Regions from separate parts of the Homo sapiens genome. Here region 1 is linked to region 2. A link is an interaction called in ENCODE POLR2A ChIA-PET data of the cell type or tissue named here. Cell type or tissue: B cell. All regions are shown on one strand. Each heading gives the region's core, and the rest is flanking DNA. Links, peaks and the distances in the headings are about the cores only.

Evidence for each region. Peaks named below come from ENCODE experiments on the same cell type or tissue, not always from the same donor. Only the 100,000 strongest peaks of a DNase experiment are listed, where the experiment ranks them.
Region 1: POLR2A ChIA-PET joins it to region 2 with 6 read pairs; 1 of 35 experiments calls an interaction of 5 or more read pairs at or near these places.

What each region holds. Positions count from the first base shown.
Region 1 is chr6:36,966,240-36,982,735 of GRCh38, reverse strand. MTCH1 (mitochondrial carrier 1) reads left to right here. Exons shown (of 12, transcript NM_001271641.2): 2 at 1,064-1,148; 3 at 4,125-4,231; 4 at 4,581-4,658; 5 at 5,045-5,102; 6 at 5,486-5,537; 7 at 7,019-7,078; 8 at 9,940-10,084; 9 at 12,042-12,089; 10 at 12,263-12,330; 11 at 12,622-12,697; 12 at 13,762-14,595. The coding sequence ends at 13,833. Among named protein-coding and RNA genes, the nearest start is that of MTCH1, 12 kb to the left of the region's middle. RefSeq lists an enhancer at 1,408-2,008. In B cell, for the core only: CTCF peaks have their summits at 4,985 and 5,187 (motif pointing left); a DNase peak (open chromatin) is centred at 5,145.
Region 2 is chr6:36,460,049-36,476,544 of GRCh38, reverse strand. It overlaps KCTD20 (potassium channel tetramerization domain containing 20), which reads right to left. Exons shown (of 8, transcript NM_173562.5): 2 at 6,288-6,493; 3 at 1,483-1,756. The coding sequence starts at 6,447. Among named protein-coding and RNA genes, the nearest start is that of KCTD20, 25 kb to the right of the region's middle. In B cell, for the core only: no CTCF peak of the experiment used is centred there; no DNase peak of the experiment used is centred there; H3K27ac peaks cover 335 bases.

The DNA.
Region 1 (16,496 bases), core at 3,852-6,351, 510 kb before region 2:
GGATATGGATGGTCCTTCACCCACCCGCGGGTTTAATAAATATTTCAGGCTGGGCGCAGTGGCTCATGCCTGTAATCCCAGCACTTTGGGAGGCCGAGGCGGGTGGATCACCTGAGGTCGGGAGTTCGAGACCAGCCTGACCAACATGGAGAAACCCCGTCTCTACTAAAAATACAAAAAATTTGCCGGGTATGGTGGCGGGTGCTTGTATTCCCAGCTACTTGGGAGGCTGGGGTAGGAGAATCACTTGAACCCGGGAGGTGGAGGAGGTGGAGGTTGCGGTGAGCTGAGAGCACGCCATTGCACTCCATCCTGGGCAACAAGAGTGAAACTCCATCTCAAAAAAAAAAATAAATAAATAAATATTTCAGATATAAGAAGCATCTGTACAGCAAGAACTATCATAGCCCTACAGAAATGAGGGGGTCGTTTTGTCACAGGGATGTAGGGTGATTGAGGTGAGAACGCAGCTAAGGATATGTTTGAGGAGTAGCTGGAATTTGAGGTAACAGTTTGCTAAGCCTGGGAATGGGAGGAATAGACATGGAGGTGTCTGCAGTAGATTTGGTAAGAAATTTGAGTTTGGGGTGCACTTTGGAATAGATGACTTAATGGCTGACCTGTCTGAGGTTTGGGTATGATGTATTTTCTTATTGCCACATTTGGAATTGAGGTTGGAATGAAGTTTTTCATCTGGAGATGAGAATAACTGAGATTTGTTCTGAGATGGGAGTAGGGTTTGCAGTACATACAAATGGAGGTTTCTCTACTGGGAATATTTGGGATTTGAATGTAAGAATGTTGGGGTGTGGGTGTGACTTGGATTGTGGTTGGACAGTGTCTGGGACCAGGCATTTCTGTTGATTGGGAGTTTACGTGCTGCCAATGGTTAGAGACACTGACGAGCTTTCTGGTATGCTTTGATGGGGAAAACATGAACAAGAGCCACATTAGAATTTGTGGGAGAAGAGTTAAGCAAAGGGGGCAAGAGGTGTGAGGAGAGGTGGTGAGGCTGAATCACCACGAGACTCTGAGCGTCCCTTTGTCTTTGTTAATTCTGAAGGTGGGTCATGAGCCGATGCCCCCCACCCTTGGGACCAATGTGCTGGGGAGGAAGGTCCTCTATCTGCCGAGCTTCTTCACCTACGGTGAGTGTGCCTCCCAAGCAGGAAAGCCCACACCAACAGAAAAGAGGCCTCAGGTGGGGAGCAGGACCAGCTGGCCCCGGGGAACTCACTGCGCAGCATGGCACGCAGTCGAGCTGGCATGGAGGAGGGGATCTAAGCGTGTACAGAGAGGACATGGTGTCGGGGTGCGAGCAGGTGAACCATACAGCTTTGGTCCAGCTCCTCTGCCTGTAGCTGCCAGCTGCCAGCCCAGACAGCAGGAGGGGACAGACACAGGTGCCTGAGAGAGGAGCCAATCTAGGACACTGGTCCCTATTATTTCTGCTGCCCCGGGTTGTGCCTGGAACATGCGTGGGGGTGATTTCCTTTTGTCCTGTGAGCAGCCTGGCCCTGCTACTCCAGCAGGAGGCCCGGGGGGTCCTCTTGAGTTTTTTTCTTTTATCCCACCTGGGTGTCTTGTTTCCCCTGCATTCCTCAGGCAGTGAGTGGTGCTCACTCACTCTGGTGTCTCCATCTGTTGGTTACAGAATGGTGTGCAGTGAATTGCAGCTTCACTTCTGTGTGCTGCGTGAGTTTGGGTGGGCCACTTACCTGCTGTGGCCTGGCTGCACCCCTTGTCTGCAAAGTAAGGTCAGCTTCTCCTGCCCAGGCCTTCCTGCAAGCTCCCCAACTGTCATCAAGAAGCCCACCTTGCTGCCTCTGCTGCCCATCACCTGGCCCACAGGTGCCGTCTGGCCAGGGCCTTTTCATGTTCACCCTCACTGTCCCTCTCCCAGTCCCTACCCTCACCAGATGACCATGATGAAGGCCTTCTTTAAATGTGCCCTTTTTCTCCGTGTTCACAGCTGGAGTTCCATTGCAGGCAAATCCCCTCCAGTTTCCTGCACCTCTGCTCTTACCTGTTTGGTTGTCTAGAATATTCTCCAGAATCTATCTTTCTGTTGAGTAACTTGGGGCTTGGCCTCTGTCTTACCTTTTCCATTTCACATGCTGTTGGCAGAATTGGGTGTCATATTTCTCTTCCAGTTTTGTCCCTGTGTTGTTGAGTGCAGAGTCTAGGGCCAGGTGGAATGTGTCATCTTGTGAGGAAATGTGTTTGTGTTGTTTTTTACTTAAAAATTGTCAGCGTAGTGGAGAGGGGAATGACAGAAGTAGGAAGGCACCCCACCATTGTGTAGTGAGGCAGTATACAGAGAGGTAAGGCAGCCGGGGCAGATGGCTGCGGCCCTGCACGGGGCTTTTTCTGGATCTGGTTGCACGTGCTGTGTTCTGAGAGGCGAGGTTAGAGCCCAGATCATCTCTATTCATGTGACACAGCCATTCCCAAAAGGACTTAGAGCAGAGGGAACTTGACCCCCATCTTAACTGTCTCTTTTGAGGATGAGCAGAGTTCTCAGGTGTGCCCCCAGCCTGGTTTATATAAATGTAGCTTTAATCTAGGTGTGAGCAGATGTCTGTTGGGGATCTCTGGACACCAGGCCTACTCTGGAGTCAGAGAGGGGACCCGCCATTTGGCTCTCTGGTACAGTGTGGACAGTGTCTGCTCCTCTACTTGTCATGGCTGAAAGTACTGCAGCTGTCATGACATTCTCTGGTGTAGAAGAAAGAACTTCCCAGAGGGTTTCCTGGCACTGCAGAAAGACCCAGAATGAGGGAGGCCCTGGGACCCACAGAGGCCCCTGCAGGCATTTCAGCACGCCTCCCTCCGCTCTCACTTGTTCCTCAGTTCTCTCAGAAATGGAGAGAAATGACGGTCCTTATTCCTTCTTTTTTTACAGGTGGGCAGATGGAAGAGGGTCGATGTTTTGCTCAGGATCACAAACAGAGGTCCTGAGGCTCCCTCTCCTCACTAGGATCCACCCTCCCCCAAAGCAAATTTTCCTTTTGCCTGTTCACTCTGTGAAGAGGGCTCCTTGCCAAGTCACCCAGCATCCCCTCCCCTCCTCCTCCTCTCCTTCCAGCCCACCCTCATCTCAGGCAATCACATATACAGGTAACAGGTGTTCTCAGCCTCATGAAAAACCCATGCTAGCTGTGACATTGAATTGCTGGGCTGGCAGACATCTGCGGAGGAGCAAAAGGCATATTTGCTTCTTCCTGCCTCTGCGCGGTGCCAGAGAGCTAAAGTCATGGTCTAACAGGGGGAGCATGCTGTCTGAGAGAATGTTCTGCTAGCTTCCAGATGCACAGGTTTATAAAAATACCACCCTGCCATTTAAAACATGTTTAAAATGTTGATAGAAAACAATGAATCGTATCCTTAGAAAGACAGACCCTAGTGAAAGAAACACTAACTCACACAGGTAGGGTCTAGCTTCCATAACATTTAAGTTTATTCTATGGAATTGTTCATTGGTGCTCCTGTTTTAGTTACTTCTCCATAGACTTGTTTTTCCCTTGACTAATCAATGCCATCTGGTGCCAGGTGGTATCCTGGGTGTAGCACAGTGACAGGGTGGAGACTGCCCTGGCCGTGGCATGTGCAGGGGGCGTTCTTGAGCCTGTCTTCTGGGAGCCCTTTCTTTTCCTTTTTCCCTCCTTTAGGTTGAAGACTTCATCATTCCCTGCGGGCAGTTTCTCTGTTTTTCCTATTTTCTTTTCCTCAAGAAAAATGTAATTTTTAAGTAACAGAATTGTTTTCTGTGTTGCAGCATTTAAGTTGCTGAGTTGAGAAATCATGGCTGAGTTTGCCAAGTAAAGTTTTTAAAGCAAAAAAAAAAAAAAAAAAAAAAAGGAGGGAGGGAGGGAAGGAAGGAAGAAAATATATGAACTTGTTTGTCAGAAATACATTTTGAGGCTTTTACTAAAAGAAATGGGCTAGAAGACATTTGGGGGTTAGGGCCTGACTGCTTCCAGGTCCTGGACAGATGTTACCTTCTGTGCCTGTAGTCAGCAGTTACCTGAAGGACAAGCCGAGCCTGGTCTGGGTGTGTGTGACCCAGGAGTGGGTGCCCCTGAACTGGGTGTGACTCCTCTGCCACCTCTGTTTTCTTACAGCCAAGTACATCGTGCAAGTGGATGGTAAGATAGGGCTGTTCCGAGGCCTGAGTCCCCGGCTGATGTCCAACGCCCTCTCTACTGTGACTCGGGGTAGCATGAAGAAGGTGAGCCCACACAAAGCCAGGAACAGTCGCCCGAGGTTTCCTCATACTCCCAGCCACCCCTGCAGCAGCCAGTTACCCTGGTCTTGCCTCCTCCTTCCCAGACCATTGGGGGCTTCACTCCAGCCCCATGGGGGAGCTCCCACCCCACAGTTCTGCTTTCCCACAGCTGTGACACCAGATAGTGGCTTTCTTTTCCCCCCAAGCTCCAGACCTGGAGGTTACCTGAGGTGGGCCCAGCCAATAGACACTGCAGAGGAAATATTTGGAGCTGGTTCCTGCCGCCCAAGTCCCCGAAGAGTTCCATGGAAGAGGCGTAGCTGAACTTGGTTCTTTCCCTTCTCTGTTTCAGGTTTTCCCTCCAGATGAGATTGAGCAGGTTTCCAACAAGGATGATATGAAGACTTCCCTGAAGAAAGTTGTGAAGGAGGTGGGTGTTGAGAGTTGGAGAGGGAGAGGTGCGTGGAGGGGAGCCTGATGATTTCTCACCCCCAAGTTGGGCGGGTCATTGACAAGTCGAAGAGTTGGGTCCTTGTGTATGCATGGGTGGGATGGTAAGGGAAGAAGCCCTGGCCTGGATGTGCCGGGAACCCCGGAAAGCCTTCTCAGCCATTGTTGGGCCTAGCCTGGGACCCGACAGCACTCCTGGGTGGGGGACTGGGGAGTGGGCAACAGGTGGAGCCATCCTTGGCAGACCGACCCCATGTGCAGTCCCTGGGACAGGTTTCTCCCTCCTGAGCACTTGTAGCTCCCCTCGAGGGCCAGTTCCAGAGACAGGCCGAGGGTGGCGAGTCCCCACCCCATGCTCTCTTCCAGACCTCCTACGAGATGATGATGCAGTGTGTGTCCCGCATGTTGGCCCACCCCCTGCATGGTAAGCCACCCCCCTTCCCCCGAGACTGTATCTAAGCTGGCGTCGGGGGCGTGGGGTGAGGGGCGCCCCCTCGTGGACTGTACATAGACAGCCGTAGACCTGTTGGGAAGTGGTAGTGGGGTTGGGGGTATTCTACTGGAACCCACCTCACTGAGGAGAGATTGGAATTCTTTCCAAAGGGAGGTGGGGCTCTTCCCAGGCAGTAGAAATGGCATGCTGTGGTCATGGGGTGTAACAGGGAATCCGAAAGGCCCTCTTCCTCTCCTGCTCTCTGAATAGGCCACGTTGTTCAGTGGCCACTCTGCACCTGGCACCCGGTGGCTGGAGCATTATGAAGTGTGGCCCACCACATCACCTGTGTGTGTTTTCTTTTTTTTCCTCAGTCATCTCAATGCGCTGCATGGTCCAGTTTGTGGGACGGGAGGCCAAGTACAGGTGGGTAACTCTTGGGACTGGCAGAGTGGCCCTGTTACCCTTTCAGAGTCGGCCAGGGCAGGCCGTGCTGGGATTGGTTGCTGCACCTTTTCTGCCCTAGTGCTGTGTGAGTTCAGCCTGCTGCCTGGCTTCTGAGGAATGTGGCAGTGGCTTCAATAGTCTGTCCAGGGTCATTTTCTCTTCGTCATCTCTTATCAAGGGCAGCCCTAGATGAGCCTAGATGCCTTTGCAGAGGGGTGAGTGGGATTGTAGTCAGCTTGGATTAGGATTTCTGGCCCCAGAGCTGATTCTGCCACTTAGGACTGAGCTGGGGTCTCCTTTTGGACTCCCGAAGTAATGCTCTAACGATTTTTCCGGCCCTCATAGGCTGATAGCTCTTTTTATCCCCTATGAAGAAGCCATCCACCCCATGGGCTTGGGGCTCATCCCTTCCATTGTGTACCAGACCCTCACCTAGATCTGCTGCGTGCAGCCCTGGGTAGGTGCCAGGGGCATATGTGTTGACACGGAGGTGGGTCTTGGAGGCATGTGTGAAGGACACACCTGGGTTGCCCTTCCTCTCTTAAGATTCTCATTTCCTGGGGTCGGTGTTTTTTGCAGCTGTCCTGCGGGGCCACCATCCCAGGAAGCTCAGCTGCCATGGTGCCTCATTTTGGGGTCATTAATGGGAAATTGGCCCATTCCCCTAGACTGATTATGAGGTTGGTAGTTGGGACCAGAAGGGTATAATCTGGCCACCACTGTTCTGAGTGGTGGGGCCGGGCCTGGCAGGGCTGGGATGATCTGGGACCGGGGCTACCCAGGGCTTTGCCTTCCACTGGCTCCCTCTGTTAGTAGGTTGTTATTGAGCTTCCTTGGCATTTCACACCCAAGAACCCACAGCCTGTCCTCTCATCCAGCTTGTCCTCTCATCTCTAACAGGGTGCAGTGGCCAGGGCATGAGTCCCCGGCTCCCTGCTGAGGAGTGCCAGATGTCTTCTCCTAGGCTGGTTCCAGTGCCTCCTCCTGCAGGGCCCTGTATTCTTTCTCTGCCCTCTGGGAAAGTACTTCTCTTTGCTTACTACCCCCTCCTACTCTTACTCTTGGGCGGGCCTGTGGGCTCCTCTGCTAGAGGGTTGTTTAACCAGAGATAAGTGTGAGGGCCGGGTAAGAGAAGGGCCTGCCGCCTCTGCAGCAGTGGCCCAAGTTAGGAGATGCATTCCTAAACTCCTATCTCCCAGAAAACACCAGTAGAGGACTGCTAGTGGGCTGCTCCCATGGGTGGTTGGGCTTCCCCAGTCTCCATGAACTGTGTAAACTCCTCCTCACCCTGAACAAGCGCTCTTTGCCTTTCTACTTGGTTCTTCATGGTAATAGTCCTCCCCATCCCTGCCAGGACTGGCTGGATTTGAGCAGAACTGGTGGGCTCAGCCCCACACCAACGGGTGGGCTTCTGGTAGGTGACTGCATGACCCTGTATCTCTGTCTTGCCTTCTTCACAGTGGTGTGCTGAGCTCCATTGGGAAGATTTTCAAAGAGGAAGGGCTGCTGGGATTCTTCGTGTACGTGAGTTTATACACCCCATAACTGGCCACGGGCATGGCTCTGCTAACAGGTGTGTCCTCAACCTCTCAGACCGCAGCTGCTGGCCTGGGACTTCACTACATGGCCCTGCCCTAGCCTGAGTGCTGCAGCCAGCTCTCCAGAGCTCCATAGCGTGTCCAAGCTGCTTAGCCCTTTTCAGGCCATGGCTCATGTAAAAGTGGAACTGTGTGTCTAGTACATGGGGGAGATGAACTGACCAGCCCCACTGGGCCTCATCCAGTTGTGGTGGGTGTGGGGCTGGTCTTCATGAGCTAAGTCACTGCATAGTCCTTGGCCTCACTGCTAAAACATGACTGAAAATCTGACTTGGACTGAGGGTGGAGCTCTGGAAGCTCACAGGCTGACCACAGCCAGTGGATTCTGTTTGACATTGCTTTTCTGACAAATTAGTTGTTGCCGTTAACATTTAAGATATGTTGCACAAAAATCCACATGTCTGGCATCTCTTGAAAAGCCAGAAAATCTTGTCCTGCTGAGCGGTTCTTTCTGTAGAGCATCCATCGGCCAGGACCCAGGACCTGCTTCTTTGGCAGGGCACATGGTCTCCGAGGGCCGCAGACACCCTGTACTTCGTCACGTCACATCCAGTGTACTTCACCTCTAAAGAAAGCACATACTGAAAAGACTAAGTTCAGAAAGAATAAGGTGCAGACAGAAGCCAGGCTTGATGAGTTGTATTTTGATTTGCCGTTTTAAGGTCTAGGCAGTGACATACATGCTGATAAGTATGTCACAAACGTGGTAGACACATGGTATACAACAGTATCCGCTGTACTAGATACAGGGCTCCATATTATTCATAAGAAGTCTTTATATCATGGTTTTCCGGTTTGTGAGATGTTTTTTATTTATGGCCCCTTGTTTAACCAATTAGTGACTACTTGTAGGTGCATGTGTGTGTATATGATATAGAAATATATATACGGTTCTCAGCAGGAGGTGATTTTGCTCCCCGGGGAACATCGGCAGTGTCCGGAGACATCTTGTGGTTGTCACAACTGGCATCTAGTGGGTAGAGGCCAGAGACGCTGCTAAACATCCTACAGTACACAGGACAGCCCCGCAACAAAGACTTATTCAGTCAGGTGTCGTTGCTTGCATCTGTGATCCCAGTTAGTTGGGATTAGTCTCAGTGGTTTCTGCAGCTGTCAGGAGACCAAGGCGGGAGGATTACTTGAGGCCAGGAGTTCAAGACCAGCCTGAGCAACATAGTGAGACTTCTGTCTCTACAAAAATGTTTTTAAAAATTAGTTGGCCGTGGCGGCATGCACCTGTAGTCCTAGCTACCCGGGAGGCTGAGGTGGGAGGATGGCTTGAGCCCAGGAGTTGGAGACTGCAGTGAGCTATGATTGCACCACTGCACTCCAGCCTGGGTGATAGAGTGAGACCCTGTCTCTTGGGGAAAAAAAAAATTATTCAGCCCAAAATGTCAATAGTGCCAAGGTTGAGAAACTCTGATTTATATTCACACACACACATATATGTATGTGTAAGTATTTATACATACATATATTTGCACATGTACCTGGTAACAAACCAACATTTGTGACATACCTATCAGCATGTATGTCACCGCCTAGACCTTAAAACAGCAAGTCAAAAAACAACTCATCAAGCCTGGCTTCTGGGTTCTGTCTGTGCTTTATTCTTTCTGAACATAGTCTTTTCAGTATGTGCTTTCTTTAGAGGTGAAGTAAGTTGGATGTGAGGTGACAAAGTGCAGGGCATCTGTGGCCCTCAGGGACCATGTGCCCTGCCAAAGGGGCAGCCCCGGGACCCCAGCCAATGGCTGCTCTACAGAAACAGCCACCCATCTTGAAACACTGCACATGACCACCTCTGGCATTTTTCACACTGCGTAGTTCTCTTCTGGTGTTTGAATAGGATTCCCGCACAACAGATGCCTACTCTTTGGGTTCTTTCTCCCCATGTGATTTTGGAACAGGTGATACTCATACATGTTACAGTGCATAGAAAGCACCAAAGGGTATAGCACAAAGTCAATCTGAGCACAGGCAGGGACGACAAGATTAGAAATTGCATTCACAGAGGTTCCTTTTATTAATACTCTTCATAGATGTATTACATATATTCTTTTGAGTTTTTCAAATATAAGATTTTTTTTTTTAATTCAAAAACAAAAATTCTGCTTCTCCTCCCAGGAGACAGCCATCCTTCTCCTGGCGAGCCTCCCAGGGCACTCTGTACCTAAACAAGCAAACACATTGTAAAAAACACAAGAGGCACATGGGACTCACTGACCTCAAACTGGCCTTTTGCCCTCAGCACTGCATCTTGGGGAACCTTCCTTAGCAGTTTATAGAGCTGTTTATCCTAAAGGCCATCACTTAAAAAGTTAGCCCTCCTTGTAAATGCTTGCATAGAATCTTTTTGATAGAATATTTTCAGGGGCAAAGAGAACAGATGCATTGAGCAGTGTGTCTTCTGAGAGTTGGTTAGGTAAAGAGGCCAGGAGAAAATTACCAACACGTCGGCACTCTTATTATCTGCATTTGGAAATTCCAAATTTGGCAGTATTCACATCTTGATCCCTGGCTTCTGTGGTTTGAAAACTGCTTGAGACTATTAGCTAATTTATGGCATCCAAAGCGGCATAGAACACCTCCCCATGGGAAAAGGAGCACTATCTTCCCAGTGTGCATAGCTGCTGGACCCTGCAGGCCTCCTTTCTAAGGCTGTGCCATTGGATATGCTAAGATTTTGAGCTCGGAACATCCCTGCCTGCTTCCTGGGTGTGGAGCCCCCAGGAACTGCTCCTCTCCCTCTCCTGCTCATCTCTGCTTACCTTGTTTTTTAGTGGATTAATCCCTCACCTCCTGGGCGATGTGGTTTTCTTGTGGGGCTGTAACCTGCTGGCCCACTTCATCAATGCCTACCTGGTGGATGACAGCGTGAGTGACACCCCAGGGGGGCTGGGAAACGACCAGAATCCAGGTTCCCAGGTTGGTTGGAACAAGGACTTGTCCTTCTTTCCGTGTGCTGCTGATGCCCAGGGTCTGGGACAAACTCAAGGATTCTGGGATTCTCAGCATCAGGCCGGGAGGGTGAGAGAGGACCTCTCATTATCCCTGGAGTCATCTTTGTCTAAGGGGAGAACGGCCTCAAGAGGCGAGATTCCAGATTAGTACCCAGACCTGGGAGGAATTAATGGAATGCTTGTCCCTGGGCGCCTTAGAAACAGACCCCAGCTTATCTAAGGCTGCTCCGAGGCAGTGACCCAACTAGGGCTCAGGAAGTCAGAAGATAGACCAGCTAATAGTGATCACCTCTTGACCTTTGTGTCACGTCTTTTGCTTTTTAAAACCCTTTTGTGAACGTTATGGCCTTTGATCTGACGGCATCCTAGTTGTGAAGGGAACAGGGCAGGTATAATGTTCGTTTACCAATACAGAAATCGAGACCCAGAGATCACAAATTCTGGAGAGGCTCTGGGCTCTCCAGAGTCACTCAGCTGGAACTGACAGGGCTGGAATTAGATCCCTGGCCAGGCCAAGGGTGCATTCCTCTGAGTTTTTTCAGATCTGCTAGGAAGTGTACAGTCCGATACACCCTCCTATTTTGTTAGCTGTGGTCTACACAGCCTAGTATACATAGACCTTTCAGCAGGTCGGGTCAGGCATAGGAAGGCCTGGTCCTTCTACACAGCACTTGTTGAGGAAGGCCATCCAGGTACCTGAGGGGTTGACTGGTTCTGCCTGAACCAAGATAAGAGGTAGGGAGCAGCGATGGCTGGGAATTGCAGTGTCCAGACATTCTCACAGTGGGGATCACCTTCAAGAAGGATGGCATTCCTTCTTGAAGTGGCTTTCCCTCCCAGGAGGCTAGGAGGGCCTGGGGACGTGTCTGCCAGAATCACCTGGGTGGGAAGGGGGTCATGTTCAGCATGTGTGTGTGTGTGGTACATGTCTGTTCTGTGTGGTGAGGAGTGCCCCATCCCAGATGGGAGCCTCTGCTTGCAGGGAGACTGGCCACTTGACCTGGGCAGGTGAGTCTTCACTGGCCTTTCGATGTAAGCAAATTAAAGTGGCTCCATAGAGACCCACCCCATCTGCAATCACAGTGGTACATTCCTGCAGTTCTGCCCCTTCTCGGGGGGCCTTGTGGGTGGGTAAGCTGCTGCTGTCACATACAGAGCAAGGGTGGCCAGGAGTGCACCGCTAAGTGGTTTCTCATCTAGGTGGGCAGCTGTCTGACCAGAGGCTGCCGTGCTTACATCAGCAACAACAGCAGTCAACAGATTTGTCTAAAGTGTTTTTCGAGTGCTTTTCTGTATGTGGCTTAAAGGCCGAGGTGAGGCTGCCGGGCTGTCAAAGCCACTCAAGCAGACATCTGAGCAAATCTCTGACCAAGAACCCAGGCCATCGATCTGGTGGGATGGCCGCTCCACAGGAAGCTGAGGGTGGGGGAGTCACCTTTCCTCACTAGGAGCTGTTTGCTTCAGCAAAGCAGGATTTGAGGAGTTGGGGTCTGAAGGGGGAAAAGCTTGCTGAGGTGGAGGTGGCGATAAGCCTGGACTTGCCCTCACCTCACCCCACAGGCCAGGATTCGTCTTTGGGTTTCAGGGTGCATGTCTGTCTTAGCACTGACTGCGTGCCAAGCCCTGGATGTTGATCAGGCAGACACGGGCTCAGCCCTTGAGGCTCACAGTCCGGTGGGTTGCACAGGCAGCGGCAGCTGATCCCTCTTACCGGGTCTCCTTCTCGGGACTCCCTTCAGTCCACTTACCCCGTTTCTGCCCCCCAGGCCTTCTCTGGGCAGTGACTGTGAGGGCTGACAGGAAAGGCATGTGCAGCGTGCTTGTGAGGAGCTCAGCACAGAGGGTGGGGTGAGGGCATGTGTTGCTGAAGTCTGCATCCTGAGGTGCCTGTGGCAAACCACTCTTCCCTTCTGTCTCCTCAGTTCAGCCAGGCCCTGGCCATCCGGAGCTATACCAAGTTCGTGATGGGGGTAAGTTGTGCCAGCTGTCCTTCCTTCCCACTGCCTTGCGGACCCAAGCGGGGCCTAGGAGGCCAACCCTGGTAATGGCTGGAGGCAGGTCTTGGTACAGGGTGTTGGCGTGGTGTGTCCCTGCTCCCTGGGCCGGGGTGGGTCACTGGCACTCAGGCCTCTCTGGGTTTCAGATTGCAGTGAGCATGCTGACCTACCCCTTCCTGCTAGTTGGCGACCTCATGGCTGTGAACAACTGCGGGTAGGTGTGCGCCCCTCTACTTGCCACTCTACCTACCAAGGCTGTGGGGTGGGGGAGACCCACCGAGCCCTTCCAGCACTCTGCCCCCTCCCACCTGCTCTGTGTGTAGGCTTGGCCTGCCAGGCACCCTGGCTTCCGCTGGGATTTCCCAGCACCCCCTGGGGTAAACTGTGGTGTCAGGGGTCAGGGTGTGGATGGGTGGTAGCCTGAAGGCATTCCTTCTTGAAGTGGCTTTCCCGTGGCTGGCTGTCTTCCACTGTTCTCTGCATCTACACTCTCCTTCTCCGGCAGGCTGCAAGCTGGGCTCCCCCCTTACTCCCCAGTGTTCAAATCCTGGATTCACTGCTGGAAGTACCTGAGTGTGCAGGTGAGCAAGCACTGGACGGCGGAGGCCTTTCCTGTTCTTTGCTACATCCTTCAGCTGAAATGGTTTTGTGGATGCTTCATTGCATGCAAAGATAAGTGGTTTCATGGAATTCAATATTGTGAGGAGATACTTGGTATCTATAAGGCATTTAAGTTTTCATCTTACATAATTTCAGAAAGGATTTGAGGTGGCTAAGTGTGGGTTTATTTTAAGATTATACATCAGACAAGACCTTTTCTTCTTTGAGTCTTAAAGACTCTTAGGATAAGGATAAGAGAACTCTGGCCCAGGTGGCAGGTGGTAAAGCCCAAGAACTGCTTCTCCTTCAAGTAACATGGGCTGAAAATTCGAGGTCTGTAACCAGTTGAGCTGAGTTCCTGGGTTGTTAGGGCGGCTGGCATTGGAAACCGACTCCTCCCTCCTGCAGGACATTCCTGGGCCCAGGAGAGCCTGTGGGTGGGGCTGGGCCACGTGGGGAACTGGCAGCAGTACCAACCTTGGGTTCTCGTGTTCTGTACCGAAGCTACCTCTCCGTAGCTGGAGCTCTTGGGCCCAGCAGTCAGGGGTCCAGGCTTTGGCCGAGGGCAGAACCTTGCCTTTTCCTGGCCTTGATTTGCCTCGCAGTGAAATGGGGCAGTGGCCCGGAGGGAGCCAGAACTCTGAGTGGCCTCGAGGCTGAGAAGAGGACAGATGGGAGGGAAGCAGGGAGGAGAGCCGCAGTTCTTCCCAGTGGCCCTGGTCAGCGTGAGTGTGTCTCGTCCTCCCTATGAGCACTGAAAGAGTCCTAGACCACTTGGGCTCTGAAGCAAGAGGGGCAATGAGCCTCCTCTCTAGGGCTCTCCTACAGAGTAGCCCCAAAGACACCCCTGGGCAGGAAATGAACCGCTCCCTTCTGCTTCAACACAGGCAGATTCTGCCCTCCAGGGATGTAGGCCGAGGCCGTCCACCCCGGAGCTGGGTCTTTGAGCTCCTGGACCCTTCTTTGCCTGACACTGGCCTTCCTCTCGGAGGGACAAGGAAGCGTGGCCTCCCTTTCACTCACCTTACTTTTCCTTCTGGTCCAGGGCCAGCTCTTCCGAGGCTCCAGCCTGCTTTTCCGCCGGGTGTCATCAGGATCATGCTTTGCCCTGGAGTAACCTGAATCATCTAAAAAACACGGTCTCAACCTGGCCACCGTGGGTGAGGCCTGACCACCTTGGGACACCTGCAAGACGACTCCAACCCAACAACAACCAGATGTGCTCCAGCCCAGCCGGGCTTCAGTTCCATATTTGCCATGTGTCTGTCCAGATGTGGGGTTGAGCGGGGGTGGGGCTGCACCCAGTGGATTGGGTCACCCGGCAGACCTAGGGAAGGTGAGGCGAGGTGGGGAGTTGGCAGAATCCCCATACCTCGCAGATTTGCTGAGTCTGTCTTGTGCAGAGGGCCAGAGAATGGCTTATGGGGGCCCAGGTTGGATGGGGAAAGGCTAATGGGGTCAGACCCCACCCCGTCTACCCCTCCAGTCAGCCCAGCGCCCATCCTGCAGCTCAGCTGGGAGCATCATTCTCCTGCTTTGTACATAGGGTGTGGTCCCCTGGCACGTGGCCACCATCATGTCTAGGCCTATGCTAGGAGGCAAATGGCCAGGCTCTGCCTGTGTTTTTCTCAACACTACTTTTCTGATATGAGGGCAGCACCTGCCTCTGAATGGGAAATCATGCAACTACTCAGAATGTGTCCTCCTCATCTAATGCTCATCTGTTTAATGGTGATGCCTCGCGTACAGGATCTGGTTACCTGTGCAGTTGTGAATACCCAGAGGTTGGGCAGATCAGTGTCTCTAGTCCTACCCAGTTTTAAAGTTCATGGTAAGATTTGACCTCATCTCCCGCAAATAAATGTATTGGTGATTTGGAGTTTTTTGTGGGGCGTCTCTTATTTTTGTAAGTTTAAAAATCTATCTATAGAGTCTATCTTTCCAAGTCCTTCCTGTTGGTGTGAGAAGGGGCTGTAAAGAGGCAGGGCAGGGGGCTGCCAGATTGGAGATGTAGGTACCAGAGCTTGGTGTAGCTCAGTCTCCAGGGAGACACTGGGTGATGAGGCTGGGGTGTCAGTTTCCACAGCAGCAATCAGTGTGCAGGTCTGTTGCCAGGGAGACAGGCCTTTCAGAAAGTGTTCCACTCACACCCCTTACTGTCATATCTCAGCACCATTTGAGGATAACGTAGCTTCAAGTTTTACGAAGAGTCACTTGGTGTAGTGGCCATGGTTACATCAGAACGGGCAGACCTCCCTTCCATCAAATGGTTTTTGCCCAGCACTGGAGTCTGTAAGCAGACAAAACTTACAAATATTTTGAGACTCAGCTGGGTTCCCCCAGGTATTTCTCTGCCCTTGCTCGAGGTGACCTGGCTTGTGAGAGTTGGGGTCTGGTGGGTTTGGTCATATTTCCCTCCACAGGTAGGGGCTGAGTCACCCCCGCCAAAGGGAAGGCCCCTGTGTTGCTTGTGCACAAGTGGGTGTTCCCAGTGGCCTAGTAACAGTGGACTCACAGGCAGTTTCACCTCACATGTCCTTGTTTCCCAGGAACGCAGAAGTGTGCCTGTGTGGGTATTATGTAACTACACTGGTTGAGGCCACTAAGGTCTCATAACTTTGTCACCCATATTAACTTTCCTAGGGAAACACCCAAGAGGGCTAAGGTAGTGGGAAGAACACATGCAGGGGTGGGCAGGGCAGGCCTGTAGAGAAGGAGGGCCTCGGGTTCCCAGGCCCTTCAGAGGGGAGTCTGCCCTGTGGCCTTTCTCCAGCCCAGCGTGCTTTCCCACAGCACTGACCACTGTTCTGGGGTATCTTTTCTTCCTGTTGCTCCAGCCTCAGATCCTGTTTTTGCATTGATTAGTTCCTAAGGCCCCCCGAGATTGAGGGGCACCTGTATCTCTGGAGCCTGAGCTAAGCTAGATCTGAAGAGCTCCTCCCAGAAGTTCAGAGAGGCTGCCCAGAGTAGAGAGCAAGGTTTTAGTGGCCTTGGCCAGTCACCTCTGGGAGGGCTGCTGCTGCCCCCAAGTAACTTCCTGAATTTGGGGGTTTCAACTTCATTTCCCAGGCCATCTTCCACACCCAGAAATGGCATGAAAATCTCTTGATACTGTGTCCCAGTTATTGGCTGAGCAAAGTACAGGTTTTTAATCTAATGAAACAGGAAGTTTTCAGTTCATTCAAATTCTTGTGTGTGTGAAATGCTCCTAGACCATTTGATCTTTGGGGGTGAGACCCTGTCCATCTGCCCTCCTAGCAGTTCGCGTGTTTCCTGTCGACTAGTCCTGGAAACTAGGATGCTGGGTCCTCATCTGAGAAAGGAGATTGGGTGGGATTGGGCAGGAGGAGACCTCAGCTGCTGGCAAAGGGAGGGGTGACAGGAGGAGTGTCCTCCTCCTCCCGTCCTGGGAAACCTCATCCAATGGGCAAAGCTGAAAGGGCCTCTGACAGGCCTTTGGGGACCTCCTTATATATATCCTTACGTATATACCCAAGATAATTGGAAACTTAACGTTCACACAAAAACTGGTATATGAATGCTTAGTAGTAGTATTCGTAGTAGCTCAGGAGTGGAAACAGCCTGAGTGTCCGATGACAAATGGAAATGTTCTATAGAATGTAATGAATATTCCATAGAATGGAATATTACTTGGCAATAAAAATGAATGAAGTTCCGATTCATGCTACGACATGGATGAACCTTGAAAGTATGTTGGCTGAGAGCAGCAACTCACAACTATAATCTCAGTCCTTTGGGAGGATAGCTTGAAGCCAGGAG
Region 2 (16,496 bases), core at 6,118-8,617:
GGCACGAGAATTGCTTGAACCCGGGAGGTGGAGGTTGCAGTGAGCCGAGATTGCACCACTGCCCTCCAGCCTTGGTGACAGAGTGAGACTCTGTCTTAAAAAAAAAAAAAAAAAAATGGTTCACTGTGAATTTATATGTTCAAATACACATATATTTGAATGGCTGGATTCTATTTAGCCTAGAATTCAATAAATTAGTGTGATCAATTCGAATTTCTAACTCAGTTTAATTAATTCAAAGTCCTGAGTTAGATCTCTAAACAAAATAAAATCTACTTCTAAGTAGATGAAAATGATCAAAAGCCAAATCTACATGTATAATATCATTATTATTACTATTTTTACTCTTATCCCAATTTGCTCTTCCTTAGGTTAAGGTCTATGGTTGGCCAGAAAGACAATCTCTTTACTCCTAGCCCAGGCTCTGAGACTCCTTCCTGGACAGTGTTCCTCCTTAGTAGGCTATTTCCATTTCCTAAACTCTAACCCTAAAACTCTGGGGGCCAGAGACGGTTAAGAGGAGATAAATCTGAATGAAGCAGCACAGAGAATGGACCATGAAGAATAAAGAGGGCAATTATGAAACAAACAACAAAACAACTAGGTTTAAAGATTCTATTTAAAGATTCCATTTCAAAAAACTTGAATAGTAATGGAAGGCATTAGAAAATGACAGTATAGCATCTGTTGCCAAGCATAAAACTTGCAATAGATGGCAGGGAAATGCTTTTCAGTAAAATAGCTTTGTTCTTGTGCCATGCAGAACATTTGCCTAATACTGTTATTTTTTTTTTTAAAAAGGGAGCAAGATTTAGGTCTCACCTTACCCCCAACATCTTTGACCTGTGAAACTCTGAAAACATTACTTAGAGTGAATTTGTAGAGGAGCAGAGAATGAGATTTAGCAGGTTATTTTTTCATAGTTTCCAAATAGATTTTATTTCCTTTTGTGGGGCTCATTTTACTATACTGGCTTTGTAAATGAAGTACTCTCCCCACCCCGAAATACCAACATGTATTAGGCTTTTACCAGCTTGCCCTCCCTTTCACAAATGTATGAGGGCAGAAAAATAATACAATGCTTTTTTTTTTTTTGAGACGGGAGTCTTGCTCTGTCACCCAGGCTGGAGTGCAATGGTGCAGTCTCGGCTCACTGCAACCTCCACCTTCCAGGTTCAGGCGATTCTCCTGCCTCAGCCTCCCAAGTAGCAGCTGGGATTATAGGTGCCCGCCACCACACCCAGCTAATTTTTGTATTTTTAGTAGAGATAGGGTTTCACCATGTTGGCCAGGCTGGTCTCAAACTCCTGACCTCAGGTGATCTGCCTGCCTCGACCTCCCAAAGTGCTGGGATTACAGACGTGAGCCACCGCGCCCAACCTATACAATACTTTTTACTGTTATATCTAATGCAAGATAAACAGCAGGTATTTTTATTTATAGAGAACAGAATGAATTTGGAAGAAAATTATCATCAGTTACCTTCCCAGCATGGTATCCGGATGAGCAGTGAAAATCTGTGGATTCACAACAAAACGTGTGCCATCTACAAGAAGCGTCACTTTCTCTGGTGCTTGGGAATGGGAATTACTGCCAAAGCCCACACTACTGTTTCCAAATCTTTCTGGAGCAATAAAAGGTTCATGGTTCCGTTTATTCCCACTTTGGAAGCAAGAACCTTTGATGTCTTCAGCAAGGGGCATTATGTGAGGGAACTGAAGATTTGCTGGCTGAGAGGCATAGTCAAGTGAGAGGTCTAAAAGAACATACAAAGAAACCAAAACAACTTGAGAGCAAAAGCCTTGAGAGAAAAATAAACCCTGTCTTCTTTAAAACAAGTAAACAAACAAAAAACCCCCAAATTTTAGATGTTCACAGGCAAAAAAAAACCTCTTGCCTACAGCAAGTAAAAAGCAAGCAAACAAAAAAACTAGAGACTTATATTGGATCTCTTCCATGTACATGTGAGGGTTGGGGGAGGGAGAGGATGAAGGCAGGATGCCCACACTTGAACGTTATTTAAATTTTCTAAAGTAAACTATGTATATGGTTAAGAAAAACAGTAGAGAAGAATTTATGTGGAGGCCCAGCAGTCTCCCCTGCTATTCCCTATACCTTCCCTGGTGTTGGTTCAGAGGCAATCACTTTTTACTTGTTTTCACTTCTATTGCTAAATAATACTTTTATATTTCCCGTGTTTTATTTAAGGAACCTGCTACTAATATGTGCCAAAACTATTCATTTTCAGATTCTTCAAAATTGTTTTAAAATTTTAGGAAGGGGAATATTACACTCTGGTGACTGTTGTGGGGTGGGGGGAGGGGGGAGGGATAGCATCGGGAGATATAGCTAATGCTAGATGATGAGTTAGTGGGTGCAGCGCACCAGCATGGCACATGTATACATATGTAACTAACCTGCACAATGTGCACATGTACCCTAAAACTTATAATAAAACAAAACAAAACAAAAACAAAACAAAACAAAATTTTATTTTTCAGAAGGGATAATGATAGTCTTTAATTTTCCAATATATTACTTTTCCTAGAAATTCACAGTAAAAGGCATTTTCACTATGTACAGGAGAATCCTAACATCACCTACACTATTTTTTCAAAACGGCAGGTCTTACTCTCAGCAGAAAAGTTCCAGTGCAAATGGCATTAGGATTCATTCATGAAATCTGTTTCTTAGTATCACCAAAAAGCTGTTTTCTTTAAGCAATTTATTTAATTTTTCTTTCCTTTCCTTTTTTTATTTTTTATTTTTTTTGAGATAGAGTCTCACACTGTCGCCCAGGCTGGAGTGCAGTGGCGCGATCTCAGCTCACTGCAAGCTCCGCCTCCCAGGTTCACGCTATTCTCCTGCCTCAGCCTCCCGAGCAGCTGGGACTACAGGAGCCCGCCACCATGCCTGGCTAATTTTTTGTATTTTTTAGTAGAGACAAGGTTTCATCGTGTTAGCTAGGATGGTCTCTATCTCCTGATCTCGTGATCCGCCCGCCTTGGCCTCCCAGAGTGCTGGGATTACAGGCATGAGCCACCACGCCTGGCCAGTTAATTTATTTAATTTTTCTACCTGGTCCATCATCTATATTGAGGATAAATAATGTTCACTCCATATACCTCACAGGGCTGTTTCACTTATAAACTGAAATTAAGGACGTGAGAGCACTTAAAAATAGGCCGGGTGCGGTGGCTCACGCCTGTAGTCCCAGCACTTTGGGAAGCCAAGGTGGGCAGATCATCTGAGGTCAGGAGATCGAGACCATCCTGGCTAACATGGTGAAGCCCCGTCTCTACTAAAAGTACAAAAAATTAGCTGAGTGTGGTGGCGGGTGCCTGTAGTCCCAGCTACTCAGGAGGCTGAGGCAGGTGAATGGTGTGAACCCGGGAGGCAGAGCTTGCAGTGAGCCGAGATCGCGCCACTGCACTCCAGCCTGGGTGACAGAGCAAGACTCTGTCTCAAAAAAAAAAAATTAGCCAGAAGTGGTGGTGGGTGCCTGTAATTCCAGCTATCAGGAGGCTGAGGCAGGAGAATCTCTGGAACCTGGGAGGTGGAGGTTGCAGCAAGCCAAGATTGTACCACTGCACTCCAGCCTAGGCAACAGAGCAAGACTCTGTCTCAAAAAAGAAAAAAAAATTATATATATATGTAAAATACTGCATGATACAAAACAGGCTTAAAACTAGATATATGAAATCTGGATGTATATAGAAGACAATCAGAAGTAAGTATTTACAAAGGATTACCAAAGGGTTCTTTTAAATAGGCAGTCTCCTCAAGTGATCCGCCCACCTTGGCTCCCCAAAGTGATTACAGGTGTGAGCCACCACACCCAGCCCTATTTTGTTTTAATGTAAAAAAAAGTTTTTTAATGAAAAATTCCAAACATAGGGAAGCACAAACTTAATATAATACATACGCCCCATCACCTACATACATTTGGCAAGATTTGTTAACATTTTTCTATCTTTTCTTCAAGCCCTTTTTGAAAAAAAAAAAGTTATCAATACAACTGAATTACTCCCATTCCTCTTGTTTATAAAATTTGTAAACAAATTCAGGAACATGATTAATGCCCATGACCTCTGGGAAATTAGTCTGATTTCCTACACTCAGACAACCAAATAAATTGTTGGGTAGAGGACACTTAGTTTTTTTCCCATTTGTTTGTAGATAAAAGGCAACAAAAATCTAGATCAAAAACCTATTTAGAGTTCCCATCCCATAGCTTCTCATAAACTTTCAATGTGGTCTCATGTTTGCACACCAAAAGCTACGCTTCCAGGTAACTCACAGGCAATCACCAGGTAACCCACAGGCAACCCACTTTGATCACCAGGATAGGCTTTCACACGTGAGGTGCTGTTTATTAAAAACGAAATAGATACCTGGGCCGGGCGCCGTGGCTCACGCCTGTAGTCCCAGCACTTTGGAAGGCCGAGGCGGGCGGATCATGAGGTCAGGAGATCGAGACCATCCTGGCTAACACAGTGAAACCCTGTCTCTACTAAAAATATAAAAAATTAGCCGGGCATGGTGGCAGGTGCCTGTAGTCCCAGCTACTTGGGAGGCTGAGGCAGGAGAATAGCGTGAACCCGGGAGGCGGAGCTTGCAGTGAGCCGAGATCGCGCCACCGCACTCCAGCCTGGGCAACAGAGCGAGGCTCCGTCTAAAAAAAAAAAAAAAAAGAAATAGATACCAGAATTACTAATTCAGTTCTTTAGAATGCTTGATTTCTCCCCAATAATGAAGCAATTAAAATGGGTTTATTCCGAAACCCAAAGAAGACACCTCAGGTTCTATCCTGCTTAAATGGGCGAGTAGGAAAACAGACTCCTTGCACAAGTTCTCCCTAATGGTGTACTCTTCAGCGGCAGTCATAGGCTTTTCTGTCAGTTAATACACATATAGAAATCATCTCAGCTCACTACCTCCTAGCAATGTGAACCTGAGCAAGTTACCTAAGCTTTCTAAGCCTCAGTTTCCTCATCTGTAAAACAAGGATAATAGTTGTAAGGACTAATCTGGAGTAGAGTCAGCAAATTTTCCATAAAGCGCTACAAAGTAAATATTTTAGGCTTGTGGTCAGTCTCTGCCACTACTGTAGCAGGAAGGCAGCCATAGACAATATGGACATGATGGCTGTTTCATTAAAATTTTATTTACAAAAACAGGTAGACAGATTTGACCAGTTTGCCACCCCTGATCTAAAGAATGTATGTAAAGTTCCTAGTACAGTGAATGTTCGATAAATGGTAGTTGCTATTATTGGTGCTATTGTTTTAATTAAAAGTTAAAAAGAATTTCAGTTTATCGGGATCTTTCACATCTATTAATTTGTTAATCTACTAGCCTTGTGAGGTAGGGAGAATTTTTTTTTTTTTTTTTGAGACACAGTCTCCCTCTCTTGCCCAGGCTGGAGCGCAGTGGTGTGATCTTGGCTCACTGCAACCTCCGCCTACCAGGTTCAAGCGATTCTTGTGCCTCATACTCCCAAGTAGCTGAGATTACAGGCATCTGCCACCACGCCCGGCTAATTTTTGTATTTTTAGTAGAGATGGGGGTTTCGCCACATTGGCCAGGCAGGTCTTGAAGTCCTGACCTCAAGTGATCCACCTGCTTTGGCCTCCCAAAGTGCTGGGATTATAGGCGTGAGCCACCGTGCCGGGCCTAGGAAGAATATTAATAGCCTTGTTTTCTAGATTAAGAAAGTGAGGCTTGCCAGCCTTGGCAAAATAGTGAAACCCTGTCTCTACCAAAAATATAAAAAGTTAGCTGGGTGTGGTGGTACCCACCTGTGGTCCCAGCAACTCGTGAGGCTGAGGTGAGAGGCTCACTTGAGCCTGGGAGGCAGAGCTGCAGTGAGCCAAGATCGCGCCACTGCACTCCAACCTGGGTGAAGAGTGAGACCCCATCTCAAAAAATAAAAATAAAAATAAAAAATAAAGTAAAGAAAAAGCAGGGCTCAGAAAGACTGAGGATCTCATCCATGGTTACAACTAATAAGCAGCTGAGCTAGAAGTTGAATATGTCTTCTGACTCCAAACCTGTGGCTGTTTTTGTTTGTTTGTTTTAATACCATTATCACCATATTAGATGTGCTAGACTGATTAAATAAGTGGAGAGTTTCTGTGAAGGTCAGCTTTATGTAATTGTGACATGCAAGCTAAGCAATTAATTGGATAATTTATTTAGATTAAAAACATTCATGCCTTCTGGGTAGAGTAGATGCTCTAGTATTGGAAAGCCCCCCAAATTAAGTCAAGAGTTAATCACTGTACCTTCATTCCTGGGACCTAGAGGATAAGTAAGATTATGAGGACCAGATGAAGCCAGGCTGTTTGCTTCTTTTTCTTGGGCTACAGCTAAAGTATCATCCACTAAGCAGCTGGCCTCCTGCCGCAATAACCTGTCACTGTCACTGCCACGGTGAACATTCATCCTTAGATTCTGAGTCCTGAACTGTCCGTTTGATCAGAGAGAAATCCTGGAACACAGGAATATGCATGATTTAGAACTCACAAAACAGATTTCTAAGGAATTCCATGGTATGAAAGCAAAACTAGAAAACTGACAGCTAGCATTCCTGTTCTCAGGAGAAATAGGCATCTTAAACATTTTTGTGATTTTTATATCGATAGGAATCAGGCTGATTTAAATGGTCTTTATCAAATTACTAAGAATGCAGATAAACTTGTTACCAGGGAATAATTTTATCCATGAACAGACATCAAATTCACTGACTTTGGTCACATTCTTGATCAATTCTACATTAAATGGTGGTACAATAATTTTGTGGTATTCATATTACAGAGACATAGGGCAGCAGAGAGTCCAACTTTTCAACTAAAGAAAACCTATGTTTTTTTAAAATTGACACATACACTGTTGCAACAATTAAGCACCAGGAAATTAAAAAACAATCACAACCTTAAAGCCAGTGTGAGAATCATCTGAGCTGAAGAAAAAAGCTAATTCTGATTGTAGAGCTCAAGTTCTCCTTTTTATCTCCCCTTTTCTCTCTTTCACTTTGTATACCTTATGCTCAATCCCGAAACCCCACCTCAAAATCACACTGGCTATAAAGCTAATCATGTCATTCATCTCTCTCGAAAGCAGTGCAGAGTCCCCATGAACAACACACACTATGTGACTGCCACGTGCAAGACCCCCAGTGATGAGGCAGGATGGAGATGCCACAGCAGCCACACAGGGGGCCTCATAACTTTCTGCTGGTTAATCACGCCCTGCAACCCTTCCATCCTCGATGGCGGCTACTCAAAATATTTCTGAAGTTCACTCTACTTAGCACTTTCACAGTTTACACTGTACAAATTTCCACTGGCATTCTGGTGGAAGAATCATCTTAAATCACCAGTAATTTGTATGCATATGGATTACATGCTTAATATTTTAGGAAACAGGAAGCTCACTAAGGGCAGTAATGCATTTTAATACTCTGAATTTCCTGGCATACCAAGCATGTGGTAGGTGCCAATAAACATCTATAAAAAATAAACATAATATCTGTAATGTAAATGAAATTTTGAATCCCTTCATAACATATATTAAAATATTTTTAGCATAAAATTGATCAGTTTATGCCCTGATCCAAGTTTTCACTTAGATGAAATGTAAAAATGACCACTTTGATAGGATGGATAGAGGAATATGCCTGAAAATAAATCATGCTAAAGAGATACTTTCAATTGATGAAATCTTTCTCAGACAATGGCTCTTATTAAGCAAATTGAAGGAATAAAGTGAATGTATTGATAGAAAACCTTCAATGTGACTACAGCTTTTTTCACAATTATCCTTTCTTAAAAATAAAGTATTTATATTATGAAAATGCAGCCATTTAAAATTGATGTTTGGTGATTGGTAAAGTCAAACAGAACCACCAATGCCTTCAAGTGTGGCTCAGATGTCAAAATCAAGTCTACAGAATAAGATAAAGAACAAGGTCCATGGAATTGGAAAGAACATTACCAAAGACGGTCTGCTTCTTTAATCTTAACTGGTTTTGAACCATAATATTCCAATCTATTTACAGCTCCTCCAGCTGCTCAAGAACCAAGTTCAAACTTCTCTTTGTTGCACTCGAAAAGATCTCTTGAACCAACACACAATAAGCTTGACTGAGCCTGCTTCTTGAGAACTTGTATGGACTAGACTGTATAAGCCACTTAATTTAATCTTCATAATGTAAGAAAATCGTTTTGTTATCATGGTATAAAAAATGTCCTAGTTTATAAAACCAGGGCTCCAAAATCAGTTTAATTTGTATATGGTGAACTAATAAATGGATGTACTTGGAGTTTAGCAGGGTAGGTATCACCACGGAGGGAAAATAAAGTAACTTTCTCAGCACTTAACAGGTATTTGCATTTAATTAATTTTTATTATAAGTAATACACAAATATATTCCTAAGAAAATTCAAACCTTATAGATAATGCAAAAAAGGACCTTTTGATCATCATTCCTAATCCCAGTCATTTCTCCAAGTAACTATCATTACTTGCTTGGATGAATCCTTTCAGACTTTATTAAAATGCATGTTTATTATTCAGATATACTGGGGAAAGCATACAGTTTTTAAAAAACACACAAATTATATACTATATGCCTCATTCTCATTCTGTAATGTTTTTCTAAATGTTCTTGAGAACCATCCATGATTGAAGATTGAGATCTAGTTCATTCATTTTTAAGGGCTGTATAATATTCTATTAATACAATTTTACTCTCCTCCCTATCAATATTTAAGTTGTTTATAACAAACAAATGCTTTGACGAGTAAGATCAGAGCGTACTATGGAACTCCAAGAGAGGATTCAGTTTGCAGAGTTTTCCCAAATGGATTTGGCTTCAGAATTTCTTTTTTCAAGAAATCCTTCAGAGCCAGGCACGGTGGCTCACACCTGTAATCCCAGCACTCTGGGAGGCTGGGGCGGGCGGATCACGAGGTCAGGAGATCGAGACCATCCTGGCTAACACGGTGAAACCCCGTCTCTATTAAAAATACAAAAATTACCCGGGCGTGGTGGGGGCGCCTGTAGTCCCAGCTACTCGGGAGGCTGAGGCAGGAGAATGGCATGAACCTGGGAGGTGGAGGTTGCAGTGAGCAGAGATGGCGCCATTGCACTCCAGCCTGGGCGAAAGTGCGAAACTCCGTCTCAAAAAAAAAAAAAAAAAAAAAAAAAAAAAAAAAAAAAATCCTGAAGGATTTTCGGAGTCTTTCACTTGTTGCCCAGGCTGGAGTGCAATGGCACCATCTCAGCTCACTGCAACCTCCACCTCCTGGGTTCAAGCGACTCTCCTGCCTCAGCCTCCCAAGTAGCTGGGATTACAGGCACCCACCACCACGCCCTGCTAATTTTTGTATTTTTAGTAGACACGGGGTTTCACCATGTTGGCCAGGCTGGTCTCAAACTCCTGACCTCAGGTGATCCACCCGCTTCGGCCTCCTAAAGTGCTGGGATTACAGGTGTGCACGACCACACCCAGCCCAGGATTAATGTTTAATGGCACATACTTTCAGATATCACCGAACCCAGCATTTCCCAAAGTCCCCTATAAACTCTATTTCCTCTAAAATCCCAGAATGATGGAACAAAAATCTCTTGACTTATGAAACCTAAGAAGCAAACTGATACCAAGTTCTTCAACAAACCAGAGCAGGCAGTTTAAATATAATAGTAAGGTTCTATTCCCCTTCCAGCATGGACGCTTCATTCAACTTTGAATGATATTTTCATTGCCTACCCTGGTTCACTTCTGTAGCCATCCCCCAAATGAATCTTCGTCCTCAGAACAGATTGAAGGCGGGGAAAAAAAAAAGGAAAGAAAAAAAGGCAAGGCGCAGTGGCTCACACCTGTAGTCTCAGAACTTTGGGAGGCCAAGGCAGGAGGATCTCTTGAGCCTGAGAGTTCAAGACCAGCCTGGGTAATATAGTAAGATCTCATCTCTAAAAAAAATTTAAAAATTAGCCAGACATGGTGGTGCATGCCTGTAGTCCCAGCTACTTGGGAAGCTGAGGCGGGAGGATGATTTAAGCCCAGGAGGTCGAGGCTGTAGTGAGCTGTGATTGTACCACTGCACTCCAGCCTGAGCAGCAGAGCAAGACCCTGTTTCAAAAAAAAAAAAAAAGAGAAAAAAAGCAGCAAAACACAGCCAGGCCCAGTGGCTCATGCCTGTCATCCCAGCCCTTTGGGAGGCTGAGGTGGGCGGATCACCTGAGGTTAGGAGATCGAGACCATCCTGGCCAACATGGTGAAACCCCGTCTCTACTAAAAATACAAAAATTAGCTGGGTGTGGTGGTGTGCACCTGTAGTCCCAGCTACTCGGGAGGCTGAGGCAGGAGAATTGCTTGAACCCAGGAGGCGGAGATTGCAGTGAGCTTAGAGCACCCCAGCCTGGGTGACAGAGAGAGACTCCATCTCAAAAAAAAAAAAAAGAAAAGAAACAAAACACTTCAACAACAATATAATTCTCTATTGCTGCAAAACTATTTTTTGGTCAACACAACTCTGAAGGTCACAGCAATGTGCAAGAACCAGAGGTTCACCACCCTGTTATAGCTTAACAGTAACTGAAGAGACTGCTTTGGAAAGGCAGCAAGAGTTAAAATGTATATTAATAATGGAACCCAGAATATACAGCTGTGAAGCAAAGAAAACATCCAGCAAGCCAGTTCATGCTTCACTTCCATACATTCTGTGAAAGCATTTTATACACTCTGAGGAGCTATATATTTTAAGAGTATATATTTTATTATTTATTTCACAGGCCTCCCATGAAGGCCCATATTTTGTTAAGTCTTGATTTTACTGACCTGGAACAGCAAAATAGTTTTATCACCATCATCTCCCCATCTTGGAAAATGTATATACAGTCTTTGATAGTGGAATTATCTCTACATATTCCTTGCACCTAAAAAAGAATGTACTGGTTTCTCTCTAGAACAATCATCTTGAGTATGAATCCACACAACAGCCTGTAGATAATAAATTTATATATTTTCTTATTTGCAATTTCTCCTAATCAATTATTTCTGAAGAAAACAAGATATTTACCTAGATCACTATTCCCTTAAATAAATTCAATATCCTACCATTGAACTACTCAGATTAAAAAAAAAAAAAACAAAAAAAAACTAATTGGAATGGCATGGGGGCAATAATATTGATGTATCTCAAAAGCATAATGCTTGCATACTGTTTTTTTTTTTTTTTTTGAGACGGAATCTCACCCTTCTTGCCCAGGCTGGAGTGCAGTGGTACGATCCCAGCTCACTGCAACCTCTGCCTCCCGGGTTCAAGCAATTCTCCTGCCTCAGCCTCCTGAGTAACTGGGATTACAGGCATGCACCATCACGCCCGGCTAATTTTTGTATTTTTAGTGCAGACGGGGTTTCATCATGTTGGCTAGGATGGTCTTGATCTCCTGACCTCATGATCCACCCACCTTGGCCTCCCAAAGTGCTGGGATTACAGGCGTGAGCCACCATTTCATACCGTTAATAGTGCAAGGACATGATCTTTCAAAAGGCAGTACCCTTGTTTATACTTAGGACCGTATCTCCACTCTGTGTAGGAGGTGGGAGGTGAAAATGAAGTAGGATGCCACAGAATTTGGTAAATAAGCTAATCTGCCCTTAACCCATATCCCATAATCAAACTTAAGAAGTAGTTATATCTTTGCCAAACCTTCATTCCAAACTGAAAAATCCTAGCCCTTCCAGTCTGTTCTTATGTGAAAACCACTTGGTCTAGTTCCATTGTGCTTTTTCTTTATGCATGCTAATGAGAACTCTGCTAATGTTTTCTGTTAAGCAGGTTTTCTGTTTTGCTGCACATAATGCTCTCTGGTGACACCCAGAATTTCTGGGAATAGGTTAAAATGGGATGAAGTTTGGGGGAGGGGAAACAGAGGGGGATGGGGAAAATCTAAAATGTCTACAAGACCTCCTTCTAGGACTATTATGAACTCACAGTAAGAGGCTATCATATTCCGAAAGTACTGAGTCTCTACAAAAGATAAGAAATTAGCTGGTGTGTGATGGTGTACACTTGTTGTCCCAGCTGCTCAGGAGGCTGTGGAAGGAGGATCACTTGAGCCTGGGAGGTCAAGGCTGTAGTAACCCATTATCATGCCATTGCACTCCAACCCATGACAGAGCAAGACCCAGTCTCTCTCATTCATTCATAAATAGAGTTTATACTGATGTTTTCAGTTCAAATTTAATACTGGTTTTTCCTAACTCATTTTATATTAGTGTATCTTTTCCTTCACATTGAAATTCTTGGTTCATAGACTAGTTTCAGAATTATAATGTCAAATTACTAGTAACAATAAACCTACTAAGTTTAGGTGTTTTGGTCAAGGGAGCAGTTCTTTTTGTCCTTAAAGCATATCCCACTAAGGATGTACAGTCAGCATGCTATATTCAAAAGTTACTGTGTATTTTTTCTCTATATGTTCTGTAAGGTAGGTTCTTTTGTTTCTCTTTTTATTCAATCATAGCATTTTCCCATTATTTTTAAAATGTATTTCCTGAATATGTAAAACATTTACATGGTTCCGAAGTTGAAGACTCATAAAAAAGGAATGTTCAGAGAAGTCTCTGTCCTTCCCCTTTTTCCCTCTCAATCTGTTCCTATTTATTCCCTACAGATAACCAGTTGTCTTAGTCCATTTGTGCTGCTATAAACAAAATGCCTGAGACTGGGTAATTCATAAAGAACAGAAATTTCTTTTCTCACAGTTCTGGAGGCTGAGAAATCCAAGCAAGATTAGGGTGCTGGCAAATTGGGTATCTGGTGAGGGCTGTTCCTCAAAGATGATGGCATCCAGGCGTCCTCACATGATGGAAGGAGAAGGGCTAGCTAGGTTCCTTCAATTCCCTTTTATAAGGCCTAATCACCTCCTAAAGGCCTCCCCTCTTAATGGTATCACCTTGGGGGTTTAAGTTCCAACACAACAATTTTGGAGGGACATATACATTCAAACCATAGCATTGGTTTTGTTAGTTTATCTTTAATGTTTCTCTTTGCAGACATAAGGAAGTATGTGTGTACATATACATATATTCTTAACTCCTTTTTTCTCTTATACAAAAGATAGAATACCATATTCTACCAAATAAAATACCATATTTTGTACCTTGTTATATTACTTAACAGTATATCCTGGAAATCACTCCATGGGAGTTCATACACATATTCCTCATTCTTTATTATGTCTGCATAATACTCCACTGTGTAGCTATTAATATGGAGAGATTAGATACAGAAAAGGGAAAAAGGGCATTCCAGGCAAGATGAATGACAAATAACTGGCAGGAAAATAAGAATAAACAAGGCTTTATTACCATATGAAAGAGAAAGAAAGTAAACCAATCAGGCTAGAGTGAAGGATTAATGCAAAAGGGTGGGAAAAGTCAAGGTTACCACCATATCATACAATTCCAGGGAAGACCATGCACATCATCATCTAAGGAGCTGTATAAAGCACAGCTTAGATAATTGTACACACTCCCTTGGGTAAAGCTAAAGACAAAAAGTTGGGGCTAGTTTACAGAGGCACTTAGATTATAAGGTAAAATAGGATTCTGTCTTGTAGCCAAAGCTTCTGCAGGAAGGTGTCATGTTCAAAATGTTGCTTTAAGATAAATAAGACCACAGACAGACTGGAGGGGCTATAAGAGAAGGTTACTAAAATTGTCTAGGAGTGAGGTAGTAAGTATCTTAGTGGGCTGACAGCGAAGAAAAGGGTATTACCTAAGACACAGTCTTGCTTACCTTCAAAGAGCTTACAATCTAGTTGTTGAGATAATGTATTATTTAAGAGTTACATAATACAGAAATGATATTTTAGAATCAGAAGAGACCTCAGTGATCATATTGTCCAATGGTTCTCAAATCCAGCTGATAATCAGAATCACTTAGAGGAACTTGTTAAAACATCTTCTTGGGCCCCATTCCCCAGAGATTCTTATTCAATAAGTCTTTAGTTGGGTCTGGAGAATCTGAACTTGTAACACGCTCCTCAAGTGATCTCCCACTGACTGGCGATGTTTGGGAACTACTGTTTCAGTATAGTCTTTTCATTTCATAGATGAGAAGCTGAATCACAACAATATTCTTTTCCAAGAATGTTACAGGAGATTACAATCTAGGGGTTGGGAGGCCTTTTTAATCAAGACCCAAAACCCAAAAGCGAAATGAGAAAGACAAATCTGACCACAAAACATTTAAAAACATTTGTATGGCAAAGGATCCTATAAACAAAGACAACAGACTTGAAAAACTATATATGTAACAGACTACGAAGGGTTGTTATCATCATACTCCACAAGGGTTATGAAAATACATGAAACTAACACAACAGAAAAATGGTGAAGGATGGAAAAGGGGCAGATACCCAAAAGAGAGTTGGTGAAGCTATATTAATAGCCTACAAAATAGAATTTAAGGCAAAAAACTACACAAGCTTGGCAAGGCAGAAAATTCAAAGGATATCTGTGGACAGGACTATTTCTGCTCCTCATTTCTACTTGGAAGAAAATCATAATGAGAAGCAGGAGAGAAGAAGGCATTACAATTCCACAGGAAAGCTCGTACTCCTCTGATTCCACTTCCCTTTTCCTTCCTCCTTCTCTACAAATCACAGGCCAGGCTAACAAGCTGACAGATAAAAGTACAATGACAGGGTGACAAGATTAGAATTGCTTGGATAAATTTTCCTGTCTCCTCTATTTGACACTCCTAACTTACTACCCTTAGTACGTTTTTGTCAATATAACTTAGATGAAAGACAGCTTTTAACTTACATAAAAGACTATATGAGTTACAGTACTTTTTTGTCAATATAACTTAACGTTGAAAGACAGCTTTTGTGCACATAAAAGGCTATGTGAGTTACTTGGATTTACATTAAGACCTTAAATTCAGTATATTAACAGTCTAAAGACCCTTAGTTTTTTTATAACTGTATCAGCCTAATTACCTAATTTAAAAATATTAATGTACTACATATAAAAAGATTTAAAGAACCATATAATAAAAACTCTTGTACCCACCTCCAGTTTAAATATAAAACATGAATCCCCTAAATTTGGCATTCCCATCAAACATCTTCACTACATTTAGTTTAATAGATGCTCTTTTCCTGTGTTAGCACTTCAAATGCCTACCAAGCAAATCCTTAAGTACTTTTTTAAAAAAGTTCTGGTAGATGTTTAAAAAATTAAACTTATAAGTATAGTATACATAAAAAGGTCCTAAATATTACAACACTTTTCAAACTTAGCAAAGTTTTCTAGCATTCTTCAACTAATAATCAAATCTAAACCAAATTACTCAAGAACATATCTTAAATGAGAATCACAAATTAATCTGCTGGATTCTTTCATATGTCAAATTACTGCAAACATTACATCCTAAGTCCAGATGGACTTAAACTTAATTGATTTAACACATATCATGCACTATATATTATTTAAGTACTTTATAAATATTATTTAATACTCAAAAAACTTTATGAGGTAGATGCCATTGTTACCCTCATTTTACACATAAGAAAACTGAAGGAAGAAGGAGGTTAAGGAAAGTTCCCACAGTCACACAGCTAACAAGCAGTGGAGCCAGACTTCTGGCTTCATAGTCCATGCTGTTTACCACCATGCAGTGCCGCTGCTCCTTATAGGTATAAATCACTTCAAAATTTCTATGTATGTTTTACAGGACTGGAAATGTGATTTCAAGCTGAAGACCGGGGGCTAGGACATATAATCTTCCTGTGCTGATAATGGGCACATCTAGCACCTTTCCTCTTTAAATAATTGCTACAACAGAGCCTCTAAATCAAATACCTCCAGATGGGGGTTGATTTTACAATCTGAGTTCAAATTAAGTTCTAATTGTGAGGCTGGGTGCGGTGGCTCACGCCTGTAATCCCAACACTTTGGGAGGCTGAGGTGGGCGGATCACTTGAGGTCAGCAGTTCGAAACCAGCCTGGCCAACATGGTGAAACCCCGTCTCTATTAAAAATACAAAAAATTAGCTGGGTGTGATGGTGGGCACCTGTAGTTCTAACTACTCGGGAGGCCGAGGCAGGAGAATCGCTGGAATCTGTGAGGTGGAGGTTGCACTGAGCTGAGATCATTCCACTGCACTCCAGCCTGGGCTACAGGCTCAGTCTCGGGAAAAAAAAAGAGAGATCTAATTCTGCTGTAACTTCTTTCAACTTTATTACCTAAATACTGGTTAGATGGAATTCTATAATTTCCATGTGGGGTGCTTCCTCTTTTGATTGAACTTAACTAGTTAAGGTCATTCTAATGAAACCTTAAGGAGAACAATCCAAGGCACATAATAGGTCAAAGAAAGCTCACGACTCCTACAAAAAAGCTGGTCAACATATAATAGAATTTCCAGGGTAAGGTCTTCAGTGTCCAGGATACTCCTCTACTTGGCTATTA